Regions from separate parts of the Homo sapiens genome. Here region 1 is linked to region 2. A link is an interaction called in ENCODE POLR2A ChIA-PET data of the cell type or tissue named here. Cell type or tissue: MCF 10A. All regions are shown on one strand. Links, peaks and the distances in the headings refer to the core of each region. The heading gives the core; the rest is flanking DNA.

The links. ChIA-PET counts read pairs that join two places held together with the same protein. Peaks named below come from ENCODE experiments on the same cell type or tissue, not always from the same donor. Only the 100,000 strongest peaks of a DNase experiment are listed, where the experiment ranks them.
Region 1: POLR2A ChIA-PET joins it to region 2 with 6 read pairs; 1 of 35 experiments calls an interaction of 5 or more read pairs at or near these places.

The regions. Positions count from the first base shown.
Region 1 is chr12:50,730,661-50,735,052 of GRCh38, reverse strand. It overlaps DIP2B (disco interacting protein 2 homolog B), which reads right to left. Exons shown (of 38, transcript NM_173602.3): 31 at 3,516-3,684; 32 at 2,517-2,687; 33 at 857-918. Among named protein-coding and RNA genes, the nearest start is that of ATF1, 31 kb to the left of the region's middle. In MCF 10A, for the core only: a CTCF peak has its summit at 244 (motif pointing right); a DNase peak (open chromatin) is centred at 2,252.
Region 2 is chr12:50,784,854-50,789,245 of GRCh38, reverse strand. The region is part of intron 2 of ATF1 (activating transcription factor 1); the gene reads right to left. Among named protein-coding and RNA genes, the nearest start is that of ATF1, 23 kb to the right of the region's middle. RefSeq lists an enhancer at 1,187-2,116. In MCF 10A, for the core only: no CTCF peak of the experiment used is centred there; DNase peaks (open chromatin) are centred at 485, 2,245 and 4,135.

The DNA.
Region 1 (4,392 bases), core at 186-4,185, 54 kb after region 2:
CTATATATAGGGCTTTTAAGAGGAGAAGTCGCCATGTTCCTGCAGCTCGGTGCTGCCTTCCCACAACCTCTAACTTGTCTCTCTTCCTCATACTACAGAGGGGTTTCTCAAACTCAGCACTACTAACATTTTGGCCAGATAATTTTTTGTTGAAAGGGGCTATCCTGTGCATTGCGGTGTTTACCAACACCTCTGGCCTCTGCCCACTAGATGTCAGTAGCAAGCCCCCTTTTATGACAACCCAAAATGTTTCCAGACATTGTCAAATCTCCTCTAGGGTGGCAAAATCTTCCCAGGTTTCAAACTGCTGCATGAGAGAGATGTTCCACCTATGCAGGCTAGGTCAGTGCAGTGGGGCACTCCAGATAACACATCCAGGGTAGTGGGGCTTGGGAAGAGAAGTCTTAGAGCCCTGGGCCAGCGCTCACTGCCGGACACAGCTAAAATTCCCTTCTGGGCTAAGGAGGCAGGCTTTTACCCATGGGGCTCAGATAAAGTGTTGTTTCAAAAACCCTACTCTGACTCATTTATCTTATCTGTCCTATTATTTTTAAACTCTTAGAGGAAAGAGACTATCCATTTTAGTTTAATTTATATCAAATGTCACAAAATACTTTTATATGGGCAATAACTATTATACTTTAATATTAAAGAACAGTGTAGCAACTGAGAGAATTAAAGCTTTCTTATAAATGTAAATCTTATGTATTAATGATAAAAACAAATTCCTTCCCTCTTCCCATTCCCCTCCTGGAATATATGAACAAAAGGAATGAGGGAAAATGCTGGCTTTGAGGTTCCGAATTTGTTATGCTTAGGAACTAGTAGGAAAGGAGCATTAATAAATCTGTTGTACCTGTCATGTCTTAGTGATTTCAGATCCACATACACAGTAGTCGGATCAGGCCCTGAGGTTCCCTAAAGAAAGACAAATCAATGCGTTGTTTAGAATTTCGATAAACTGTATTTCACATTTTCAAACCAAGAAATAATTTAGCCATATACATGAAAAATCCACACTCTTTTCACCTCTCCTCCCCTTGAGAGTAGGCCCCCTGCTCTCACTCTTATCACGGGGACTGTGGCAGCACTGAAACATTTCCATGCTGAGGAGGGCTTTCATCCCTGGATTCAAAGCAGAGGTGACACAGGTCGGCAACCCAGGGACTTGCAAAACCAGTATTGGCCACAGTGACAGCAAGAGGGCTATGATGGGGCTCAAGTTTAAACCATCAAGACCCTTCTGAAAGAAGAAGGTCACAGAAGACCTGAAATAATCCACCCATGTGTGCTATCTTCTTTCACTCACTTTGTCCATGCCTATATTTGCCTTATTATTTTTTTAAGAGACAGGGTCTCAATCTGTTGCCCAGGTTGCTGGAGTGCAGCGGTACAATCACAGCTCACTGCAGCCTCAACCTCCTGGGCTCAAGCAATCCCCTTGCCTCAGACTTCCAGGTAGCTGGGACTAGAGGCATGTACCACTAAGCCCATCTATATTTTTTGCAGGTGAGTGGTGGGGGTAGGGGAGAGATGAGGTCTCAACTATGTTGCCCAGGCTGGTCTCAAACTTCAGGGCTCAAGCAATCCTCCTGCCTTGGCCTCACAAAGTGTTGGGATTATAGCCATGAACCACCACACCTGGCGCTATATTTGCCTTATTACACATTAATACATAAAATTAGTCTCAGTTCTAGTCCCTTTTCTGTTATTTACCCATCAAGAATAACATGACAAAGTTGCCATCTGGGTAGAGAAGAGAATACAAGGTTATTGTTTGGAAAAAAAAAAAAAAAAAGAAAGAAAAAAAATGGTATAGAATATAGAGACAGAAAAACAGAAGGTCAGACCGGGCGCGGTGGCTCATGTCTGTAATCCCAGCACTTTGGGAGGCTGAGGCGGCTGGATCACTTGAGGTCAGGAGTTTGAGACCAGCCTGGTCAACAGGGCGAAACCCTGTCTCTACTAAAAATACAAAAAATAGCCGGGCGTGGTGGTACACGCCTGTAATCCCAGCTACTCTGGAGGCTGACGTGAGAGAACCGCTTGAACCCAGGAGGTGGAGGTTGCAGTAAGCTGAGACTGCACCACTACACTCCAGCTGGGGTGACAGAGCAAGGCTCCGTCTCAAATAAAAAAAAAAAGAAAAAGGAAAAACAGGTCAGATACAAGTAAAATCCAAATAGGACTCAAATCTTTGTGACTCGTCATCATGACCACACGACGATGACTCAAGTAAACACCAACACTGCGCTCACTGTCAGCACTGCTCCAAGAACTCCGAGTTGGCAGCTCAGTGATTGTGCAAGCTGCCTGGGGAAGCACAGTACTGCTACCTTCACCTTACAGATGAGCAAAATGAGACACAAAGAAATCGAGATTTAAAAGCCCGAAGTTCCAAAGCAAGTAAGTGCGGCTGGGGCCCAAGCCCAGGCAGCCTGGCTCCAAAGCCCATGCTCTGGGATACTCCATATTCCTCTCCCATTTGTCAACAGACAAGATTTCATGAGGGTCACCTGTAAACATATTGCTACATTGACTCTTGATCCAAAAGTGGTGCTGACAGCCCGCGGGGACAGCCCGATGTCTTTGAAGAGCTTAGAGAAGGACTGCTGGAGTGCAACGCGGGGCCTCTCCTCCGCCACCACCACACAGGTCCGGACGCAGGAGAGGTTGATCCCTCTGGTCTGCAAGACACCATTATATGGGAGCCAAGTCAGTAGGATCATAAAAGAACTGAACAGGTAAGGCCACTGTTCTAGCTCCTTGGTCAGGAAAAGCCAAGCAATTGTGTATTCTCACCTCAGGCACACAGAGAAAAAAGCAGCTTTCAGAAAAGAAGAAACGGACAAGGCATCCCATTAAAATCACTATCTGCTGGTAAATTTGCTCATTCTCTAGTTCTTTCCTCTTTCTTCTAAAAATCTAAGGCTCTTCAGCAATGTTTTTATCCCTCCTCATTTCTGTACCTTAGATGTCCCCCTATTTGATGAGACTGAGAGAAAAATTAATCTAGAACTCTGGCGATCTAATCTCATCTCTTTTTGCATTCCAAAGATATTTTTCTATCAAAGAAAATTCAGTATCTTCTGACTTTCTCATCTGCAAGTCAGACAGATCATCATTTGACACACACATGAATCAATGAGTTACCCTTATCTTTGGAGATATTCTGAATTCCTAATATTTTGAGGTTTCAAATTCTATTAGGAAAAAAAAGTATTGGAAGCCACAGTTCCCTTTTATGTTTACATAAAGTCTTTCCAGTTAGCCTCCCAACCAGTTTCCGCTTCTTGTCCACAAAGTAAGAATCATATTAAACTGTGGAAGAGTGCACTAAATTAGGAAGGTGGAAGAGATAAACTTGCCAAAGTTTAAAATACACCCTTTTTTAACTGAGTGACTTGAAAAAGGCAAGCAAACATGTCTGTTAGCCCCTGCTCTGGCCCTGTTACGTCCTGGCGCATTTCTTCAGAACCTTTTGGGACTGGCCACCTGCTGGAGCTGCTTCTTACCTTTAGCACTTCCACTTGGTTCCCAAGACCTTTGGTGCAGAGCTCCATCACTGAATAGGAGCAGAAAGTGTCCCTTATTTTGTACTGGTTGACTGTGGAGAGCCAGAGGAAAAGGTTGTTCTCTAACTCCATAGGAGGAATTAAGACAGACTGGTGGCCTGAATAGACACTGCAGTGAAAGAGACAAGAGCTGGAATCATCAATTCATCCTGGATACCTGATGCTTCAGAACCCCACCAATTCCACAGATATTTACTGAGTGTAAAGGACAGTGTAGGGACATATGAGATATAAAGCTCTAAGAATCAGTCTTGTTCCTATGCAACTCGCAAAAGGAGCAACTATGAAATAAAGCAGACTGTGGTAGGTCACTTAAGTCTACATAACATTCTTACAGCTGCCCTCAAGCTAATTAATATGGTCAAGATGATACTAAACATTCTGGAAAGGTAATTCCTAATAACTAATCTTTAAAACCCTGATGGAGTAGCATTTTTTCCTCTTTCTATTCAGAAACCTTATGTGTGGACTGGATTTTATTCCTATGGTTTCTTTTAAAGATGTTTATAGCCATTTTATTGATGCTCTGAATATGAGATGTGAATCAAGAACACTGACATCACAGAATAAAGAGCAGTTCATTCAAGCTCGATAAGCCAGGGTAGGGGAGTGGTAGTGCTTCACTGAGCTGGTGACACTTGAGCTGCAGCTTGAAGAATGAGTATGAATTTGGCAGTGGCCAGAAGAAGTGGGGACGGTAGTGAGGGTGTTCTAAGCAGAGGAACAACATTTACAAAGGCCGATAATTACAGCATGTTTGAAGCGATCAGAAATATTAATAGTATTCAAGTGGCCAGGCACGGTGGCTCACGCCTGT
Region 2 (4,392 bases), core at 214-4,213:
AATTACAAAAATTAGCGGGGCATGGTGGCGCACGCCTGTAGTCCCAGCTACCCAAACTGCTTGAACCCAGGAAGTGGAGGTGGAAGTTGTAGTGAGTTGAGATTGCACCACTGCACTCCAGCCTAGGCAACAGAGCAAGACTCTGTCTCCGAAAAAAAAAAACAACAAAAAAAACCTCATTTAATATACATTAACACTGAACTACGTATCAGTCGCTAGCACTGTAACGCATGCCTGAATGAAACTTATCTAACACATGTATTTCCTCCATAAGGCACATCACAGCCTTCTTGCACTTAGAACACAAGATAGCACTTTGTACTACACTTGGGAGTCAATTTTAAATAGCAAAATCACCAACAAAAAGGAGAAAAATGCAAAAAATGTAGTTATACTAACTAGACCGCAAAGAGGCCAATTGTTTATACTATGAGAGCTGATGCAAGAAGACACAGCATCACCTTGTTTGACCTCAGCCAGGAATATAGGAGTGACTCAAATTTTTTGCCACTTTGCACATGTCCATGAATGACCGCAAAAGTGCCGTGAGTGTTTTTGGAGTTAGAAATAAATTTTATCAAGTAGGCAAATTTGCAAATACAGAATCTGTGAATAATAGGAACCAGCTCTAGCTACTCAGGAGGCAAAGGCAGGAGGATCACTGGAGGGCAGGAATTTGAGGCCAAAGAAATATGATCATGCCACTGCACTCCAGCTTAAGCAACAGAATAATACTCGGTTTCCAAAAAAAAAAAAACAGGGCCAGGTGCAGTGGCTCACGCATACCAGCACTGCACTTTGGGAGGCTGAGGTGGGCAGATTATTTGAGCTTAGGAGTTTGAGACCAGCCTGGGCAACACTGCAAAACCCCATCTCTACAAAAAAATACAAAAAGTTTAGCCGGATGTGATGGCACACACCTGTGGTCCCTGCTACTTGGGGAGCTGAGGCAGGAGGATTGCTTGAGCACAGGAGGTCAAGGCTGCAGTGAGCTATGTTCACACTACTGCACACCAGTCTGGGTGACAGAGTGAGACCCTATGTCAAAAAAAAAAAAAGATTGGCTATAAAATAGTTAATTTTTATTCCTCATCTTATTTGACCTATCAGCCACATTTTACACAGCTGACCATCACTCATTCTGATTTCCAATATTTGAGTTACTCTTGATTTTCCTCCTACCTCACTGACAATCCCTCTTCAATGTCCCCAAACTCCAAATGCTAAAGAAGCCCAGATCCATTGACTCATCTCTACAATACTTACCTCTCAGTAATCCCATCTAGTCACATGACTTTGATCACACTACACCTATGTTAAAGAGATATTATTCCACAGTTCTTGGATGCTCTATTTTTCTCCCTGCCCTTTCCTTTGTTCTCTGTTTTCGTTGTGGGTAATTTCTACTGACCTATCTTCAAGTTCACTGATTCTTTTCTTAGCTGTGTCAAGTCTACTAATAAACCCAAACATATACTTCACCTGTGTCACCATTTTTTTTTTTTAGACAAGGCCTCACTCTGACACCTAGGCTGGAGTGCAGTGGTGCGATGTTGGCTCACTGCAACCTCTGCCCACTGGGCTCAAGCAATCCTCCCACTTCAGCCTCCTGAGTAGCTGGGACCACAGGGTGTGCACCACCATGCCTGGCTTTTTTTTTTTCTTTTGTATTTTTAGTAGAAATGGAGGCTTGCCATGTTGCCCAGGCTGGTCTTGAACTCTTGAGCTCAAGCAATCTGTCTGCCTCGGCCTCCTAAATTGCTGGGATTACAGGCGTGAGCCACCACACCATTTTTATTTCTAACATTTCCATTTGACTTTTTCATATAGTTTCTAACCCTCTGCTGAAATTCCCCAGCTGTCTGTGCATGTTTTCTACCTTTCCCACTGGAGCCTTTAACATATTATTCATTCTTATTTGAAATTCACTCTCTGATAGTTCCAACAGCTGGGTTATCCTGAGTCTGGTTCTGTTTATTGTTTTGGTTTTTGACAGTGAGTTGCTTCTTTGTGTGCTTTTGGTATGTGTTTTATAATTTTTGCCTGAATGACAGACATCATGGGTAAGACACTAGAGACTAAAGTAAATAGTATTTATCTTCAGAAATGGGAAAACAAGAGAGTACACCTCTTCACTAGGGTGTGTGTGTGCGTAGGGAAGGGGTTGAGTCATCTATTCAGGAACTGAGCTGGGTTTGGATTTTGTTGTTGTTTGGATTACCTTAAGTGTACTACCAGCTTCAAATTCCTCTAGTATGACTTTCTGCTTAGGGTGGGGCTGGTATGTCAGAGGGTTTTTCTCATTGTTCTTGCCACACACTCAGCCTTAGGCTTCATCTCTGCATCTGCCCCAAAGAGGCTCTTTCCATACTCTTGTCCCTCCCCCAGGGGTAGATTGCTGTTGCTTGACTTGACAGCACCAACAGGGAGGTTCTTTGTTGTCCTGGCCCAGTCTCAGTCTCAGGTAGGCCCTATGTCCCTGGGTTACAGGGGTTGGGGCTTTCTCCCAGTGGCAGAAAAACTCTAATAGTCTAAGCCCTTAACAGTTTCCTGCCGTTCCCTCAGGGTTTGTGGGTTTTCTTTTTCTTTTTACTTTTCCCAGACACAATGGAAAACTGGGTTTATTTCCTTTTTCCCAGCGGCTTAAAGCCTTTTTTTCCAAAGGAAAAAAAGGTCCAAGTGGGCCTGTACCACCTACCAAGGCATTCTCTGGTCTCCCTTGTGTCCCCAGCCCCATTTTTCTCCTAAGCAACTGCTGGAGGTCCTTGGAGAAAAACCTACAAGAGGGTATGAACTGTCTTTGTGTCTGCAGCTCCCAAGGATTCTATACGCTCACGCTTGCCTACACTTGGACTTTAGCAATTCATTAATTTTCCTGCTAGTACGCAGCCCTGCTTATTTTCTGTGCTCTGCCACAGGTGAGCCATGCCCACACCCCACCTCTATGAGTTTATTATTTTATAGAACATACAACTTATTCTTGTTTCAGGGTAAGAGTAACATTCTTTCCAGCTTTCTGCATCTTGGGGGAGTCTGGAAATCATCCCATAATTATAAATACCACCTATATAGCCACAACTCCTAAATTTAGATTTCTAGTCTGGACCTCTCTCCTGGACCCCAGACTCATATATCTAGCTGCCTACTGGATAAATCTACTTGGATGGTCTGCCCAACAGATTTTAGGGTGGCCCCCATGATCTGCAGCTCCTGGTGTTTGGGACTTTGTCTAATCCTCTCCCCTTGAGAGTGGGAGGGACTTGTGACTTGCTTCTAACCAACCTTATTAAGCAAAGATGATGGGATGTCATGTTTTATCACAAGGAAATGGGATGTCATTCCTTTGATTATATTATGTATAAGACTGTCTTGCTAGCAGACTTGCTCTCACTCTCCTGCTGGACTTGAAGCAGGCTGCTATGCTGTGAACTGCATACGGAGAGGATCACGTGGCAGGGAGTTACTGGTGGCCTTTAGGAGCTATGGGCAGCCTCCAGCCAAGAACCAACCAAAAAACTGAAGCACTCAGTCCTACAGCCACAGTGAAAAGAATTCTGCCAACAAACTAAGTGACCTTGGAAGTAGATTCTTCTCTAGTCTAGCCTCCTGCTAAGAACTCAGCCCTAGCCAATGCCTCAGTTGCAGTTTGGTGTGAGACCGCAAAGCAAAGAACCCAGTTAAGATATGCCTGACCCCACACAAACTGTGAGATAATAAATGTGTGTTGTTTTAAGCTATTAGCTTTGTGGTGATTTGTTCTGCAGCACAGAAAACCAACACAGATAATATTACAGACATAACATGCCTAAAAACCAAATTCCTGATTGCCAACATTCCCCCAAAAAGAAATGGAAAACATCATCCAGCATTGTCCATCTCAATAAATGGCAATTATATATATACGTCTGTGTGTGTGTGTGTGTGTGTGTGTGTGTGTGTGTGTGTGTGTGTGTGTGTGTGTATGTATATATATAATTTTTTTTTTGAGATGGGGTGAGTCTACACTATGTTGCCCAGGCTGGTCTGGAACTCCTGGGCTCAAGGAGTCCTCCCACCTGAGCCTCCCAAGCAGAGGGGATTATAGGCATGCACTACCACGCCCGGGTCAAGTAATTTCATTCTTAACAGTTGCTCAAACCAAAACTGTGACGTCAATCTTGGCTCGTTCCTTTATTTAAAACTCCACATCCAGCGGGGAGGGGGGAGGGATAGCATTAGGAGATATACCTAATGCTAAATGATGAGTTAATGGGTGCAGCACACCAGCATGGAACATGTATACATATGTAACTAACCTGCACATTGTGCACATGTACCCTAAAACTTAAAGTATAATAATAATAAATAATAAATAAATAAATAAATAAAAAATAAAACTCCACATCCAATCCA